Regions from separate parts of the Mus musculus genome. Here regions 2 and 3 are each linked to region 1. The links are chromatin loops, found by intact Hi-C in ENCODE. Cell type or tissue: heart. All regions are shown on one strand. Each heading gives the region's core, and the rest is flanking DNA. Links, peaks and the distances in the headings are about the cores only.

The links. A loop is a pair of places that touch in the nucleus more often than their neighbours do. Peaks named below come from ENCODE experiments on the same cell type or tissue, not always from the same donor. Only the 100,000 strongest peaks of a DNase experiment are listed, where the experiment ranks them.
Region 2: a loop joins it to region 1, with 2.4 times the contacts of the local background. A loop is called at or near these places in 2 of 42 quality-filtered maps.
Region 3: a loop joins it to region 1, with 2.3 times the contacts of the local background. A loop is called at or near these places in 2 of 42 quality-filtered maps.

What each region holds. Positions count from the first base shown.
Region 1 is chr11:28,808,459-28,814,814 of GRCm38, reverse strand. No RefSeq gene overlaps it. Among named protein-coding and RNA genes, the nearest start is that of Gm34185, 41 kb to the left of the region's middle. In heart, for the core only: a CTCF peak has its summit at 2,750 (motif pointing right); no DNase peak of the experiment used is centred there.
Region 2 is chr11:28,694,494-28,700,849 of GRCm38, reverse strand. No RefSeq gene overlaps it. Among named protein-coding and RNA genes, the nearest start is that of 2810471M01Rik, 16 kb to the right of the region's middle. In heart, for the core only: no CTCF peak of the experiment used is centred there; no DNase peak of the experiment used is centred there; H3K27ac peaks cover 314 bases.
Region 3 is chr11:28,731,282-28,737,637 of GRCm38, reverse strand. The region is part of intron 1 of Mir217hg (a long non-coding RNA gene); the gene reads right to left. Among named protein-coding and RNA genes, the nearest start is that of Mir217hg, 3.8 kb to the right of the region's middle. In heart, for the core only: a CTCF peak has its summit at 3,203 (motif pointing left); a DNase peak (open chromatin) is centred at 2,497; H3K27ac peaks cover 511 bases.

The DNA.
Region 1 (6,356 bases), core at 679-5,678:
CTTGTGGAAAGATGCTAATCCAGTTGCATTGCTTTCTGAAGCTCATAAGAATGGGCCCCCAATGGAGGAGCTAGAGAAAGCACCCAAGGAGCTGAAGGGATCTGCAACCCTATAGGTGGAACGACAATATGAACTAACCAGTACCCCCATAGCTCGTATCTCTAGCTGCATATGTAGCAGAAGATGGCCTAGTTGGCCATCACTGGGAAGAGAGGCCCCTTGGTATTGCAAACTTTATATGCCCCAGTACAGGGGAATGCCAGGGCCAAGTGTGGGTGGGTAGGAGAGCAGGGCGGAGGGAGGGTATAGGGAACTTTTGGGATAGCATTTGAAATGTAAATGAAGAAAATATCTAATAATAAATAAACAAATAAACAAATAAATAAATAAATAAATAAATGAATGAATGAATTCAAAGTCTGATCTCAGAATTGGTTGGGTAGAGATTTAAACATGACTTATTTTCTTACTTCAAGAGTTAAAACAGATACTAGTGCACTGACTTTGTTTCAGCATCATTGAATTATATCCATTGCCATTTGTTTTGATATCCTGAGCCATGCCAGGTTTTCAAACAACTTCTTTCTTGAGATGGGCCCTCAGACAGTATTCCTCTTTTCCAGTCCATCTTTGAGGCTGTGTATCATACTCAGAAGGCCTATGTGACTGGCTCATCCATATACCACTAGTTGGCTTTTGGAGGAAGTCTTCTTGAGCAAATCTTTGGCAACATCTTTGCCTGTAAGCTTTTTAGAGTCATCTATCAGCCATAATGGCCCTTGAATTGTGCTTTCCAGAGGTCTTAGAGCTTTACAATGTCCTCTAGAATTCTGATCTCTTCTTCAACAAGTGTCAGGTTTTGCTAGGTCTTTGTCTAATGACCACAAACCCCTTTGAATACTGAGTTCCTACATTCTGAGACACTGTAGAAATTCTAACTTCATTCTGTCTGTTCAGGCTCTTGGTGGAAGTCATATTTTACCAACCTCTAGTTTCTTGACACCATTTACTTTGGTCTCTGGTAATTCTAATTAATGACCATAACCATTGCTGCTGCTATAGGGTGCTTACCCAGATATGTTGATTAGGCTATGGCCAGAGGGCTTCAGAGGTTCTTGCAATCACAGGTGGGGAGCCCACTGGTCATTGATTTTTGCATCACCCCTATAAGATTACTGCCAAATAATTTTCTAGCTTGACTGGAAACTTTCTATCTCCCAAGGAGGTTCCTTGTAGCTGGGACAGCTCTGATTGGTAGGAAATTCTTTCTCAGACCTATTCAGTGTTGATGTATTTCCCCATATTGAGTAAAAAAGAATTCCTATTAATTAGACTCCCTAGAGTCTTTCCAGAGTTGACTTAATCTGACATCTCTGGGAGGAACACTTATTTACATTTGCAAAATTTTGTGGACACTGTCTTTTGCATTGCTGAATTCTATCTTAACTTGTCAACAGACCTGCAGTGGTCATTTAATGTAAAACACTTGTTGAACTAAACTGAGCATGTTCAAGAGAAAGTAATGAAGGCTTGGGGTATAGTGCTTACAGCATGTGTCATTGTTTTGGCAGCTATGTTTTTATGCTCTTAGTTATTTTATATGCATAATCCTTGCCTACATAGCTCACTTTTAAGCTCCTCAGGGTGTGGACCTGTCTTGTAGGTACAGTGTCTAATAAGCCTGACTCGTGACCTCAAATTCACATTGAAACTTTACAAGAAAATGAAAGCACAAGAACAGCCCACCCAGTCCCAAAAAAGGTATGGCTTTCCTTCTTTGCCTTAGGATAGTTGTGGTAGATAATGGTGGGTGGTTGATGAATCAGCCCAGGACCATGTATGCCTTTCTGAGGGTCTTAGACTGATGCCCCAGCACCAGCTTGCTTCAGCTGGCTAACAAAATTCTATTCTATTTCTGCTTTGGATATAGTGCTCTCCACTTGCAGAGCTAAACAGGGGTTAAATTGGTGCTTGGGTGTTGGCTTGGCAATCTGACAACCACATACCAGGAACACCCTTCTCCCCCTCATCTGCCTGCTGCCTGCAGTCTGCTTCCTCATTCTTCAGCCTCAGCAGGATTGATTATTTCTTTGTGGAAGCTCTTGGTTTCACCTAGGCAGAAGGCCCACCCCCGGCTTCTTTGCTGTCAGTGTGCTCTGTATGGTCTGGTCTGATTGCCGCCCCCTCTGTCTCTGTCTCTCTCTGTCTCTCTGTCTCTCTGTCTCTCTGTCTCTCTCTCTGTCTCTCTGTCTCTGTCTCTGTCTCTGTCTCTGTCTCTCTCTCTCTCTCTCTCTCTCTCTCTCTCTCACACACACACACTCACGCACGACACTGCTCCAGTACTATTTGCTTCCACCACTATCCCCTATGTTGTGCAGGAGGAAAGAGGTTGACTGTCTCACCTCTGTTTCTACTGAGCTACCTGACAGCACAAAATTGGAAGATGCTCTTCACATATTTCTGAAGGAATAACTTTTGTAATGGGTGTGCTATTCCCATAGAGAAATGTATACTAAGTGCTAGAGAATGCATGCTTCAAAGAAAAAATTGAAGCATGCCATTTATTTTTGAAGTTAAAGACTGCTTATATTGTCTGTGCATGCTCGGGGCTTTGTCAATTTAGGCATGACTTTACATGTTTTGGGTTAGCCACAGTGAAGGTCTTGTGATCTGTACAAGCCATGAGGTGAAATAGAACAAAACAAGGCGGTCAGTCCCTCAAGGTACAGAATCTCTGTAGATGTACCACAAGAGGGCAGACTACAGTAAGGGTGCAGTATCCCTTGGGTGTATCAAGGAAGTTCAGTCAGACAGGCTTGATAATCTGAATGAATGAGTACATGAGAAAGTCATCAGGAGGTGAGAAGTGAGTGTGTGAAGGATGTATCTGAGTGTAGAAGGGAGACAGTGGCAGAAAGCCCCTTAATGTTCATTCTTTAAGTACCTACTGTGAAATGCTTGCAGGGGGGAGATTTGTGATCCTATCATGTAGAGTAAAGAATATATCTGTCTATCAAGTATGAGCCGCAGAAACTCATTTACCAGAGCTAAACACACTTGCAAGGCTGCTGGGTACTTTGGCTTGATGCACATCCCTCCTTCTTATGTAATGTTGGTTTCCAGATAAGGTTTGCTTAGAGAGATGGGACCAATACAAACTTTCAATGTCAATCAAATAAGCCGTGGGCAAAGGGAAAGTCTGGGGGTTGGGTTACCTTGACTCAAGAGGGGTAGATCTCTTGATTAACAGAAATGTATCAAGCCTAGGACTGTCCATTAAGCCATCAAAAATAGATAACCATTTAGAAGATGGAGGCAGGTGGATGGCTCTAGGAGACTATTGTAGCCTAGATAGTAAGTTACAACTAGAGGTTCATAGTGAGACACTGACTTAAAGAAAAGAAAGGTCTGTGGTCATCATAAAAAGTAAAGGTGTATTTAACAGAGAACCGGAAGCATTGATTTTTTGAAATACCTCCTTTGAAAAATGCTTTGAACTTTCTAAACACTTCTGTATTTAGTGAGACTCCAAAAGTCTTTTGCATTGGCAAGGTTAATCTTCTACAGTTTTCTTTCTGTTGTTTGTTTTTTGTTTTTGTTCTTTGGAATAGTACATTGAAACATTAAGAATTTAAATGGATAATCAAACTCCTGGGTGGCCGGTGGCAAAGGCAAAAGTAGAACTATGGGCTCTTACTTCCAGGTCAATGACATTTGCAGTAATTTACTCCTTTGCCAGTGTAATAGTATGCCAACTCAGGAGAAACACCTTTGCTAATAACATGGCTCATCTTTGATGACCTGGGAAATAGGGCCCAGCTGTGACTGGGCATTCCAGAAGATGTTCTAAGCGATGACCACGAACCCAAGAATGCTTTAATATACTTTGATATTAACCCAGAAGATTACTATGTATTGTAATGAGTTTCTGAAAATTTAAGATAAATTAGCCATTTTCATTTTTATTAGATATTTTCTTCATTTACATTTCAAATGCTACCCCCAAAGCCCCTAAACACTCCCCTTGCCCTGCTCTCCAACCCACCCACTTCTACTTCCTGGCCCTGGAATTCCCCTGTACTGGGGCGTATGATCTTCGCAAGACCAAGGGCCTTTCCTTCCATTGATGGCCAACTAGGCCATCCTCTGCTACATATGCAACTAGAGACACAGCTCTGGGGGTTACTGGTTAATTCATATTGTTGTTCCTCCTATAGGGTTGCAGACCCCTTTAGCTCCTTGGGCACTTTCTCTAGCTCCTTCATTGGGGGCCCTGTGTTCCATCCAATAGATGACTGTGAGCATCCACTTCTGTATTTGCTAGGCACTGGCACAGCCTCACAAGAGAGAGCTATATCAGGGTCGTGTCAGCAAAATCTTGCTGGCATATGCAATAGTGTCTGGGTTTGGTGGTTGTATATGGGATGGATCCCCAGGTGGGGCAATCTCTGGATGGTTCCTCCTTCTGTCTCAGCTCTGAACTTTGTCTCTGCAATTCTTTCCATGGGCATTTTGCTCCCCTTTCTAAGAAGGAACAAAGTATCCACACTTTGGTCTTCCTTCTTCTTGAGTCTCATGTATTTTGCAAATTGTATCTTGGGTATTCTAAGTTTCTGGGCTAATATCTGCTTATCAGTGAGTGCATATCATGTGTGTTCTTTTGTGAATGAGTTACCTCACTCAGGATGATATCCTCCAGATCCATCCATTTGCCTAAGAATTTCATGAATTCATTGTTTTTACTTGCTGAGTAGTACTCCATTGTGTAAATATACCACATTTTCTGTATCCATTTCTCTGTTGAGGGACATCTGGGTTCTTTCCAGTTTCTGGCTATTATAAAAAAAAATGTCTGAAATTAGCCATTTTCAAATGTATAATAGGAAACTTTCTCCTTTGGTAATTACACCATTTTTCTAAAGACCTGTATTTCCATAGCATGCCAGGCATGACTGTAAACTAAAAATATAGCACTGAATGAAAAGGGCAAAGTTCTGCTTTGCTCATAGGCATCTTGTAGCTGAGGAAAGGGAGTTAGTGAGAGGGTAACCGAAGCCACATATATATGGCACATCAGAAGTTATTCAAGGACTTAGAGCAGGGTGAGTATGCCTGTGTGAGTGTGAGTTTGGGCTGAGTTACAGTTCTAATGAAGATGGTTAGAGAAAGGACTCACAAAACCTTGGAGCACATTTAAGTATCTATTTTAAATAGTGACAAAATCCATATCGTTAAAGTGCCTGTAACTGTCATGTGAATATACACCCCACCCTCCAGGACTCACGTATATATGAGATCTAGCATTTGTTTTTCAAATTAACTTCCAACTATTTATGTATCTAAATGATGAGGTGAATTTGTTTTTTGCAGAGCTATAAAGATGTGGAATTAAGCTGTCACAAATCTTTGCTTGTTTTGTTTGTTTGTTTGTGTGTGTGTGTTTGAGGACCTCCCACTATTTAGCTCAGGGATAAAATTTCACAATAAATTTTGACTTGAAAGTTTTTGGGATATCATGAAAATGGGAATGACGAAAGGCATCTAGGTGATGAGGCAAATATTTGGCAAGTCCTGAAGCACTTAGAGCAGGCTTTATTAAGTGCAGCAGAATTAGATGATCATTACTGTTTATTTTTATCTGGGGTCAAACATAATTAAAATAAAACATTTTCTGTAGCTTTCCAAATTAGCCTAACAATTTATTGGTCTCCTAAGATCTTTGTAGATGGTAATCTTGGCTCAAAGTTCTAAACCAGAGCGTTCTCTAGATCTGGAAAGAAATCGGAAAATAATTTGTTTTAAAACAAAACAATACACACTCCAAGAAACACCATGAGAAAATGCTGTGACATGTTGAGAACTTGTTTGAAAGGTACTGTTAGATTGCATAGTGAGCTCAGGCCACAAAGCCCATTTTTTCAGTGGTTTAGAACTCAAAGATTTAGGGAGAAATGTCCCAGCTGCCCCCTTGTGGCCAAATGGAAGGATTTGCTTCTTTGTCGCAATAGTTTTGGGAAACCATGGTATTTTCCCATTGAAGCTAGTCATGAAATTAAAAACAAGACATTTCACATTCTCAGGTGAATTGTAAAGACCATCCTCTCAATAGAAGGCTGTGTCTACCCATTGGTACACACTTCTTAGTTATGGAAACCTCTGGCTCTTGGTAGGTAAGAGAAATTCAAACTGTGGCTCCTATCACCACCATCGCAGTGGTGCTGTGGGGATTAAAGAAGAAATCCTCAAGTCTATCAAGTAGTCAGTCTCCAGAGAGTAGAGGCTCCCTACTGAAGAAACAGGGATGGGAAATAACAAGTGGAACTCAGACAGTGCTAAGTGAAAGCTAAGTTATGCAA
Region 2 (6,356 bases), core at 562-5,561, 110 kb after region 1:
AAATGATATATTGTACACTCGTCTAGCCTTAGGGGGTGAGGTGTGTCAGACAATCTCCATCAACAAGCATGGTTTCTAGCTCCGTACTGCTGTTTTATTGTTGTGATGGATTACCACTAAAGTCTTTAATTGTGGAGGTTGAGAGATTTGGCATAAAATTTAGTTTTCATTCTTCACAAATAGGTGACTAAATGATTAATTTATTGGTATCTGGGGCATTAGCAAAATTATTGAAAAGAAACTGATAAAGCTGAGTCCACAGATAAGTGTTTGTCATTAGCCTCCATCTTTAGGCCAGGTGTTGCAGGCCATGGGATTTTATATCTTCTATGACACTGTCTACCAATCCTCTGGTTAAAAGGAGAAAATGAAGTCCATATCTTCAAAACCAGTAACTCACTAGGTTAGAATTCTTAGACCACAGCAGGGTCTGTAGAGAGGCCAAGCATCAGGCACAGCAGTGGTTTGCTCTTGTGTTAAGGAGTGACATTGGAATAAAGAAAGAATTTAGAAAGCTGGCATTTCTACAGTGTTTTCTGGGGATGAAGAGAAGCAGGTCCCCATACACACGTGGTTTATATAAACTCACACACAGACACAAGTGCAAACACATAAAATAACATGTAAACCTTAAAAAAGCAAGCATCTTTAACAGCTAACCTGGGATGGGCATGAGGAGCGCCTAGATTCTGTTTCTTTGACAGCTTTAGTATTATTTCCCTATACCAGATGAAGTACAGACTCTCTGGGAGCCTCAGAGAACATGAGTGGTTTGGCCAATCTCACCAGCCTGGGCTTAGTAGTAGAAGGCAGAGAGAACTCTGCACTATGGGTGCCCTGCTCTCTCCAACCCCCACTCTGCCCTGGGAGGAAGCAGTGTCAGAAAGAAGGAGCACACAGGCCTCCTTTGCTCTCTCCTAGACTTTGAACTCCTGGGCTGTTGAATAGTCACAGCATTCCATTAAGACTTTGCCTTTTTATTCTTAAGGTCCCAAGGTTCAAGGACCTTGAGGACCAGCAAGAGAAACACCAATCAACCCTAGCTAGGAACTCAGCTCCTGATTTCAAACAATCCTGTGACTTTAGACTAGATGCTTAACTTCTCTAACCTTCAGTTTTCTTATCTGCAGATGGAGGAAGTGTGCCTACTTGCCTACTGGCAAGATGAAATAAATAACATTCCTGCAGACAACAGCACAAAGCCAGGCACATCAACATCTGAAAGGTCCAGGTTAGCTATTGTCAGTGCATACTTGGGAGTTACAGAGATGAAATGCTTAGCCACATTCTGTGCTCCACAATACTGAACATGTATTTCAGGTTTTGACTTCCTGAAGTAGAAGAGAAACTTGTTTCTCTAGCTTCCCCCTAGCCATTATAAACAATATGCATAATGTGATGAAAGCAGGCCTCTCTCCATTACCTTCTTGCCTGTTTCTTCCACAATTTCTGTCACAGCTAGAGGGTCTGAATATAACGTCCTCACCTTCACTTGCAGACCCCACTCTTCTGCCTACCCAGACTACTCCTTTGCAACTAATCAAAACTTGCTTTTGGATGTCTTTTTCCTAGAGTGGGTAGATTCCTAATCTGCAGGTTAGAGCCAATCTCAGAAATGTTTTCTTTAGCTAGCATTGTGTTAAGTAATAAACTTAGTTTTAAAAACCAGGGAATTTCACATCACGGTGCCACGTTTCCTGACAGAGTTTTCCAGTTGAGTAGCAAGGTTCTGTGACACCTCTGTTCCTGTCTGTCCTTAAAGCCTTCATTTAATTTTATAAATGAAAACATCTGAATTCTGATATGTAGTAACTGGACTGTAATATAGTACACGACCTTCCTATAGCAATAAATGTGCATGAACTCCATCCTTGCCCAGGCCAAGTTGTGGAAAATCTTCAAGTTTGTTGGAAATGTACTACCTGACAGTTTAGACTTGAGGCTGTTTTCTATCCATATTTAGCAGTATAGAAACCTGTATTTAAGTTTGGCCTTTTTTGTTTTAAATGGAATAAAAATGACTGGATACACAAAAAGGGCTAATGTCGGTATTATAAAGCGTGCCACTGTTAAGTGCTGTACGTGTTAGTTTCCTTCTGCAGCCCATCAAGACTTAATATGGAAATTTAGTGAGCATGCTAAGCAGACAATCCATTGTTCAACTCTGCCTACATTTATCTCCTGGCTCCTCCTTTGCTTTAAGATCCTGGACAAGTAACTTTACTTTTTTAAGCTTCATTTTTATCATAGGTAAGATGGTATGTTGTATAACATGAGATTATAAAGGTTAGCTATTACACACACACACACACACACACACACACACACACACACACACACACACACAAAGCAATCAATAAACATTGGCAGTTGCTGTTTAGTGTGGGATACTCAGTTCCTCCTTGTTGAACAGATGTCTGGCTTTTCCTAGGTGGGGCTAGGCTCAGCTCTAGAAGGCAGTGATCCACTGTTATTGCTGTGACTTCAAGCCTTCGTGGAAACTGTCTGGAACTAGTTCTGCCTCTGATGCCTCCATCTCTCTGGCCTTGTACACAGCTTATCTTCTATGACGTGGCAGCTTCCTTGCTTAGCATGGGGTTAATTTCCCGCTCAGACATCCTTCTGCACAGTTCCTGCTGTTATTTCCCAGTAATATTCAAATGATTTCATTGGACTTATTAAGTGCCTGTGAAAGATGTAGAACCAATAATCCTAGATCTGGCTAGCAGTTTTAATTAAAGCGGCTGTGTGGTATGCTGTTAATTAAACAAGGAGGTATTTTTAGATGTGTGTTCATTAGTCCCGAGGAACACATCTTCCTTCGGGTCTCTAAAAAACAGATTAATTTATGGCCTTGTTAGAAGCAATTAACTCTTTATCTTCTGCTTGCCCAGCAGATTTCTTTGTGGAACTCTGTTGTTAGAAGCCACAGGGAGGGCAGGGTGGATGCAGTGCTTGCGAAGTGTGTTGCTTCCTTTTTCCCTATGGCAATTTTCTCTCAAAGCCAGAGCTTCTTGCTAGAGAGGCTCACTCCAGATACTGTAGAACCAGTGGCTTTGTGACAGAATCCAGCCCACGTGTCACTGAATCTCCAAATATGCATAGAGCTCTGTTTTCATCAGAAAATGGGGCACCAGTCAGAGGACACTTTGGAAAATTTATCCCCAGTCAGTCTCTAATTGAATTTAAAACATATTTACAAAAATAAAATTAAGATTATGAAAAGTAAACAAGGTATGTATATGAGCAATATGTCTTTTTAAAGACAGATGAAATCTCCTAGAAATATCTATTTTTGTGATTTCATTTTACATATGGTTTGATTACATAGAACACTCTGAAACAGAAAGCATTACAGAAATGGAGAAAATATGAGTAGCTTCCAGGTATTAGGGATAAAATTTGACTATAAACATAATTCTTGGAGGTGATGGCTTAGCTCTGTGATTTGATTTTGTCGTGCTTACAAGACTTGGTACATGTGTTAAAATTTCACAGAACCAAACACATCCAAAAAAGGAAGTTACTTGTTACTTATATGAAATTACTGATATCACATCAGTATACAAAAATATTACAGAACAAATAAAATAGAGAGTAAATTAGATGTGCTGCTGGATCCTGAGCAGACTCATTAGCTGTGGCTAGAGGAATGAATTAATAGTTATTCAATCAAGTCATATTTATAGCTGCTGTGTTAGTGGCAATAGCTTTAGTAATGTCTACTGCCTCACTTGGAGTCTATTAGTGAATAATAATGCGTTTGAATTCTCCACGAGTCTGTTATAATTCCAATACTTTGCACTTTGTTTTGAGCTTAGCAAATTCATGTGGATCTTCCTGTGACCAAGGGATAAAAATACTGAGTTGACAAAGGGTATTTATTTATTTATTTATTTATTTTTGCATCAGAACCAAACAGTTTTAATGCACAGTTTATAAACGCTTGTTCCTGTTGTGAACATTATTAGCCTCTGTGTGGTTAGTCATCAATAACAGAATTTATGGGAAATCTCTTTCTTTTTTTTTTTCTCTTTTCCTTTATCACTGTCATGTATTTCTGTAAGACTATTGATTGATTGATTTTTAGGAGTGAAGGTGAATAAGGAGAGCACCTTTCCCCACTTTCGACTTCTGTTTTTCTGGTACCATCAATTGCATTAACACACCCAGTTTCTACAGACTATGAGAGATCAGACTTGGTTTTCTGTGATTTTCTGACCCATCTGGGCATTATGCCCTGCAGTGCAACCCTTCACATCAATTCCCAGAGAGTTTATGGGACTGGGATCCTGTTTTGTTTGTTTTGTTTTTTTTGTTGTTTATTTGTTTTAAACAGGGGAAAATGATTTAATAGATAATATAACAACGTATTAACTCATTTATGGCTAATTCATAAATCTGATTGCCTTAAAAAAGTAACCTACTGTAGTAATGTATTTAAATGATTGTACTATTTTACATGCCTATAATTAAATATGCTCACTGACACTGGAGGGCAGTGGGATCCTGCTTAAGCAAAAGAAGTGAATTTGCAGAATATAGTAGAATTCCAGTCTTCATGAAACCTAGGAAAGTTGGAGGAAGGTTTTAGGGGTGCATTTGGGTTTTTCCTCACTGTTGGGGAAATAATACTTACACAATTGCTTAAATTAAGCAAAATCTCCTTTCCTTATGTATATTCATTATATGAAATTTAAAAATCTATAAAGTGTTCCCATTAGATTTAAAATTTTCTGAGAGCAGGGACTATGTCTTTTATATCTCAGTAGTACATAGTATTTTGTATGGTTACATTAATAACTTTAATATTTAAAATATACATTTAATGCAGATTAGTATAGTTAACTAGCATATTGACATTTTCCAGAGCTTAGATATCAAAATACAATTGTAGAAGAAACGAAAACTCAAAACTGCTAATTGTTGTGTTTATAGTCTCAGGTCGCTGATGCAGCTAACTAATGTCACACTTGATGACAGTATCTTAGTCATAGTTAAAAGGACATTTCACATGTCAATATTGAGTATATGCTGTATACATCTGTTTGAAAAGTCTATTCTATATCTATTTCTAAAATAGAATTTATAGTTTGAGATGATCTTGCATGTTGTGGAGGAACTAGCTGTACTAAAATGGGCATCCTCATTTACTCTTCAAAGAGAAAAGTGGATTGCACATAGACTATGTGCTCCCACAGAATTACCCATAACAACATGGACTAAATTTATGGATTTATGTGTTTAAATTTCATACCCAAGAGTACTTCAAGTTTTAAAAGAAGAGAGCTTAAGTTTTGTTTTTTATTTTTTATCTCAAAAAGAGGGCCAGCAAACTTTCTCTAAAAAACAGACCAGTCATTATTTTCACCAAAATTTATGGGGGCCAGCCAATATGGAATAGAAAATAGAGGATGCGATTAGTTCTCAGTGCAGGGCTTTCTTGATTTCATCTTATAGAAAATATAGACTCTAGAGTACAGAGGGATGTGTATTCTATTTGGTGTGGAGAGTAGTGTCATGGAGAGTCACTCAGGAGTACTACATGGGAGGTTAATAATAAACTTTGGAATCTATGGTAACCAGAGCCCGGAGTTGCATAAGCTTAGATGGAAAGTGAAGTCTACAATGTCCAGAAGAAAGGAGAACGATTTGTTCTTCACTTTGTTCCAGTGCTATCAGTTGGTAAATATCTATTGGCTCCCTGTCAAGGCACTGTGTGTGTCCCAGGTGCTTAAGTACTGCCACATAAGCAGAGGCCGAGAAAGTTATTTTTGATTTCTTACTCATCACCATCTCCTTCATACTAAAATGATAGCATGGGCACTTAGTTTCTACACTAGATAAGATGAAAAAGTAGCAATCCATTATTGTTCCATTTAAACCATTCTAAATTGATCATCCTCCTTACTGTCCATTTACTCCACCCTCCTAAACCATAATTTCAGGAGTAAAAGTGTTTGCATATTTTTGCTGAGTTCAAGAATTTAATGTGCTCAGCAACATATCATTCAAGGAGCTGACCTGCAATTTTCTGATTGATAGTGGGCATGCTAATGTACTGTTAACCCTCTTATACACAACCTAAAGGGTGCTCCTAACTACAACCATTACGTAGTGCCTTAGAATATGTTGAGACAAAAGGAAGGTGTAGAAATTGACAACTAGTGTCCAATTGATTATAATGCTTGGAAAATGAACTCAGGGGAAGGAGTATGCAATTCGGCCCCCTGGGTTTGTCTGTCAAAGGTCGATGGACAATGGGGTACTCCTTCCAGAAGTCTGCTTTAGGAAAGTGGACTAGGGAAAGTCCCATTCTTATTCACATCTTCTAGCTATTGCTGCTATAGTTACTA
Region 3 (6,356 bases), core at 562-5,561, 77 kb after region 1:
TTTAAAATTATTTTATTCTTACTTTAGACCTAATTTTTCTATATGTAGTTTCCTTAAAGTGAATCTTCTAAAACTTTCCTCTTGTACTGCTAAGACTTATCCTTAAAGTGTTCACATCATATTTGTATTTATATGCATATATTTTATTTTTATTTATTTAAGTTTTATTTAAAACCTTTTAAACTTCTTTTGACATTTATTTATTAAGCCATGGTTTAGTTAGAATTGTGCTAATATCAAAATTTAATTTTTATAGCTGTTAGTGAGTGGATTTTATTTGGATTTTCTATGGCAAGTTATTATACAATATATACTTTTACAAATTTCAAGGGGTGCTTTCTAGCCCAGAAAGTGTTATGCTGGTAAATGCTGCATGTGAGTGTAAAAAAATATGTTGCCTGTTGTTTTTTAATGAAGTTCCTATTCATGCTCACCACTGATGGTTTTGTTAAATTCAACTCTGCCTTATAATTTTCTGCATGTCGGTCCATTTCAAGAATAGATGACTTATTTCCCCATGGGGGCTTAGCAGCTTGTCCCTTGCACATCTGGCCCTCTATCGTTAGACATGGACAGTATGTTCTTTTTCAGGTTATTATGCCACCTCTTCTTGTGCTATAATGTCGTCTTCTGTGAAGACTGGTTTTTCTGTAACCATATGTGTTTTATATTGATCATTATTAGCATGACATATCTCTCACCATAATTTCACCTTTTATTTATAATCCAAATATTTAAAGAAGGTACTTATAAACAACAGTAGTTGAGCCATTTCTCCCGACCCCCAACTACACTTGCTGTTTGATTAGCACACAGGTGGTTATCATTGCACTTGGACTAGAGCTGTCATATTTCTTCTGTCCTGTTTTGTCCCCTGGTGTCACTGTTACTTTTCTTTTATATTTTGAACTGAGCACTTTATTTGACTCAGTTTTCTCTCCTTTCTTAGCATGTCAACTTTACCTCTTTAAAATATTATGTTTGGTGGTTGCCTAGACTTGAGTTGTACACATAAATTTATAATTGATCCAAGTTCATCTCACAATATACTTCCTGGGTGACATAAATACTTTATGACAACAAAATATCCATAATTTTCTCTGTTTTATCACTTATATTATTGCTTTATTAATTTAACTTATCTAAATTTACACAAAACTTATCTTGAGTATATGAACACTTGTATTTGCATATTGAATACATCATTGCTAGTATTTTGAATAAACTTAAGAAAAGAAAAAAATAAAATCTTTTTTTTTATCATCACATACTAATTCTTGGTTGCTTTCTAGTTTTGTATGCATCTGAGTTTCTAGCCTGTAGCACATCACATTTTTTCTCTTTGAAGAATTCAACATTTCTTTCTTGCCAGGCAAGTAATTCAGTTTTTGAGACAGTCTTTAGTTCTCCTTCACCTTTGAAAGTATAGTTCTGTAAGCCACACAATTCTAGATAGGAGTGTCTTTTTTTTTTTTATCAACAATTTCTATATTTCATACCAGCAACTTCTCACTTGGATAGCTTCTGTCTGTTGTTATTTTTGGTCGTCTGTAGGGGAGGTGTGACCTCACTGTGACTTGGGTCTCCCAGGAGCTTTGAACTCTTGCATTCACACACCCTGGTGCCCTGGCTGTTGGAATTTGTGCTTTATAACCCAGCCGGGTAGGTAAAGGAAGTTCAGAACCCAGGAAATTTCTGTTCGGTAGGTTATGAGTCTCTGGTCATCCTTTCTTTTTTTTTTCCCAGTTTGCTGCGATCTCAGACCTCAGATGGATCAAAGAATTGTTGATATTTCTATTTGCTCAGCGTTTTTATTTGTGAGGGCAGAGTGATGGCTGCCAAATTAAAATGCCAGTGCTGTTATGGAAGCTTAGGCATTCCTACCAATTTTTGGAACAACTATGGTGCTTGGATAGCTTTTGGTGCTTCCTGGCTTTTAAATTCTTATTTAAAAGAAAACAGGTATTTATAAATCTATAACGATATAAATCTGATAAAAGTGGGCTTTTCCTAGGGCTTTTAACTATCAATTTTCTCTCCTTATTGATGGCCCCAACTTGAATCTATAGAGTCTTTTATTGTCAGCTACACTGGTCTTTTCTACATGGAGAATCGGCAGTGATTTCTAACATCTTTTTCAGGGTGGTATGAAAAACCTCTTGTTATCTGAAAAGTGAGGAACAGCTCTCTTAGTGGACAATCAAGGGAAGGAAGAACAACTCCCAACCCAGCAGGGGCTTCAGATATTTGCCCTGTAGTTGACACTGGGTAGGAGGATTATGCAACTGAAATCTGGAAGAAACCTGTTTGCTGAGCAAAAAGACCATTTAAATTGTCTCCTTTAAATGATTCTGCACAGGCAGGGTGTATTTCGTTAACCCGGCCTAAGGGGATGTTTTAAAGGTGGAGAATTGCCCTGGTGATGAACAAATATGAGAAATAAACTTCCAGCGGGGCTGGGTTGCCTGCTGATTGTGATTTCATGATGACCTATAACAATGGTTATTCACTAACAGCTGGCGCTTGTCTCCCTCGGACAAAGCCACTGGGAAGAGCAGGCTTTCTGATTGGTGAACCAGAACAGTTTCCCTGGTAACCGTTAACTAGCACGTGTTTTATGGTTTCCAACTGCTTTTCCTTGGGTATTTGCAGGTGGTGGGAGGTGCTTTCTTAAAAGGGGGTCATAACCTCATGAACTTTCAGATGTTCCAACAAATTTGGGAACAAAACATTTTTTTCTTTTCAAATATAGTTAAGTATATTTTATTACATATCATTTTCAAGACAAATGCTGCCCATTTTTCCGTTATTTCCCACATGTTATCCATTTTAAAGCCAGAGTTTCATTTTAAGATCATGACCTATAGGAAGGTAATATTAGTCACCTGCATGTTCTGAGAATATTACTTTTTTGCAGTAAGAGGGCCTGCTGTCCTGGGTATATACTTTGCCATGAAATGTGAGATAAACCATAAAATGTGAGAATAATTTTTGGTATGGCTTGTAAAGGTTTATATATTTTACCTCTTTATTGACTGGTGATTTTTTTGTATATTGCTAGTTTCTGTATTCATTCAGAATGTTTTAGAAAATGTATAATGTTGCTATAAACAAAAAGACTAAGTAAACTCAACTACAAGAATTTCCTCCAACATTTATTTGACTTGTTTTTTGAAGGTCTGCCTAATTTCCAGATGGATAGCTCCCTCTTCTGTTTGGTTTGCAGAATTTGGGTCTTTTAAAAACACAAAACACGGTAGGTTGATGTACCATTTGTCACTCAATATTCTACCTAGGCTGAAGCTGAATGGAGTTGCCGCTTGCAGAAGAGCAAATCTGTAAGTTAGAACCTCAAGGAAGCAAGGATGCTTCTACATAATAATCTGGTTTAAAATAAAATCACCTATCCTGCCATAAATTGTGGCAAATAAAACAAAAGCATTATATTAATATTGAATTTTATCTACATAGATATGTGTTAAAAATGTGCAGACCTGACCAGTCACTTTGTCTGAGCTCTGTCTGGAGCACATATACTTGCATCAGATAATTACTGCCACATGATCTGCACAGCATTGCAGATCCCCCACAGACCCCATAGTCTGTCCTCTGTTTAACCTGATTTACGGGGATTCTTCTCATGGGTATGCAAATGTGCTCCTGCTGACACCTCCCACTATTTTGTAATGTTTTGTTGTTGTTGATTCATTGGATAAAAATTATTTATTACATCAAGAGTTAGGGTTGTATTTGTATACAAAATGATTTGCACTCTACACAAAGCTGGCATCTAATAGGTTAGTTAAAGATTTCTCATAATAAAGGTATTTCAAGAAACCTAGAATAGCACTTTGACTTCAAAGTGGAAAATGTCAGTTTACCCACTTTTCTTGCTTCCCTTAGGGACAGGAGGAGTGGGTTACTATCCTTGTATGAATTGTTGGAGGAACAGTGTGAAAGCTACTCTGCCTCTTTGTTCTCTGCCTGCCTTCATCCATGGAGCCTTCTGAGGGAGAAATCACATTTTCCCTCACATGTTTTCCAGGAGCTTTTCTCTAAGCCCTTGGCTGTGAGTTTTATCAATATAGATTCTGATTTGTTTCTTTCTCTAAATGCAGGTTCTGATCCCCACCTTCCAGAATTATATTCATTGTTTCTTATTAACTTAATGACCTTGGACCAATTAACCAGTAGCTTTACACTGTGAGAGTGTAGGGGGGGGGGGATGGGAAGAGGGAGAGAGAACAAACCCAGGCAAGAACTCTAAAAGAACTCTAACACTAACCTACAATCCAAGTTAGTCTCACACTTCCTCTCCATCTCAGTTTTTATTCAGTGTGGCGTGGAATTTACTCTGCAGCCAAGACAGGCTTTCGTCTCAGCCTCTGGAGTAGCTGGATTAGAAGCCTGCACTACAGTTTTTACTTATGTGAAGTGACAGGAATAAGAGGGGTTGTTTCTAAGATTTAAGAATGGTGATATGTTCAGTACAGAGCCAAGTAGAAAGTTAGAAATCATCAAACCCTAGTTGTTGTTATTGGTGTAATTGTTTACTCTTCTTCCCCCAGTATAATCTGTAGCACTAATCTGCTCTTCAGCCTGCACAAATCACATTCTAAACAAGTTAAAATTTTACATTTATCTTTATAGCAGCATTATTTGTTACAGCTAAAAAGTTGAAGTATCCATAGTACACTTTGATAGATGATACACAAGCACAAAGGTACTGTTTACACACAATATGGGAGTATTGAGTTTAACAAAGAGCTTAACACAATTCTGACATGTTCTATGTGTATGAAATTTGAAGACACTACTCTAAGCAAAATAAGCCAGCTGTTAAAGATATGTGCTGGAAAGTCCATTTCTGGGTATCCCTGGAATAGCCAAACTTACAAAGATGGGAAGGACACTGCCTTCCAGGGGTTGGAAGGATCTAAGAAGGAGGAGCTGTTTAATAGGTATATAGTTTCAGTTACAAAAGTTGAAGTTCTGGAGACTGGAGGCACAACAAGAGGGGAGGTGATAGTACTGATGATAAGTTCTATGTGTGTGCTGCTCAAGTTACAACAACAACCATCCCAAAATTGAAGGGTCTGGTAAAATGAAAGTATATTTGTTATATTGATTAGCCTTGGACATTTTGAATCTCATGTCCCTGAGTTCTGGGTGAGAACCAAGAATATCCTGGTGCATGAATAAGTACACAGTTGTAGAGCTCAAGTTATATTTGTTCTTTCCTTCAGGACAGTTGCCTTCTTGCCAGCTGTAGATTTTATTCTTTATTTATAGTTTATGGACTTAGATGGAATTTCAGAAGTGTGTTTTTCCCATAGCCACAATTAAAGGAAACCCTCACAAAAGGGACTTCTTGAAAAGTGTAAGTATGTTTTGAAAGCAAAGTTTGATTCAGCAAGTTTACCACTGAAAAATCCACCTTGGGGGTAATTCTGGGAATGGGTATAGCTGCTGAGAATGGGGGTAGCACTAGGAATGGGGGTGGTGCTGGGAATAGGGGTGGTGCTGGGATTGGGGTGGCGCTGGGATTGGGGTGGAGATGTGGGAGGAGGTAAAGGTAGGGGAGTCAGGGAGGAGATGGAGACCACAAAGCTTAGCAAAAGCTCTGTTGAACAAAGCAGCTAAAGAAGCAGGGACAAGGAACGAGAGAAGAAAACTGCAGGGAGTTTAGTGGGTTTGTTTGTTTTTCATTCCAATCTCTGCTTAATTATAGTTTGTAACCACTGCAGCTTTCAAAGACACTGAATACAATCAAGTCAAATGGTATGAACAGCTGGAGAATAATTCATTCTAAATTATAATCTGATCATTTATTATAAATAGGCTCAGTTTAAAACATGTTTTACTTCAATTCAGGACTTAATTTTACCTTTTACTTAATATTAATATCCCCTTTATTTCTATGCAGTAACATTTACTGAGCACCTGCCCTCAGATGCAGACCCATATGATAGAGGGAAATATTAAATCAGCCTTCAAAAATTCTTCCTTTTTTTAATTTAAAATTTTCTAGGATTTACTTTAAAAATGTTATTTGAAAAAGAAAACTTTATATTTTGTCCTTAAAGTAATTAAGTACACTGATAACCATATCTAATCGTTTTCCCCAAATAACCCTTTTTAAATCATGGGCTAAATATTTGTGGAGGAAATGTTCCATAAATGTCATCTCTTCAGACATACTACATAGGAACAATCAGAGCAGTAACAAATGAGATTTCTCAAGCCAGCATCATAAAGGATAGGCAATCCACCCTCTGTCAGCTACCAAAAGTAGCAACTGAAAAGCTTTGTCATGTTGTGTGGTTAAATTCTGCCTGATCATTTTTGAAATTCTA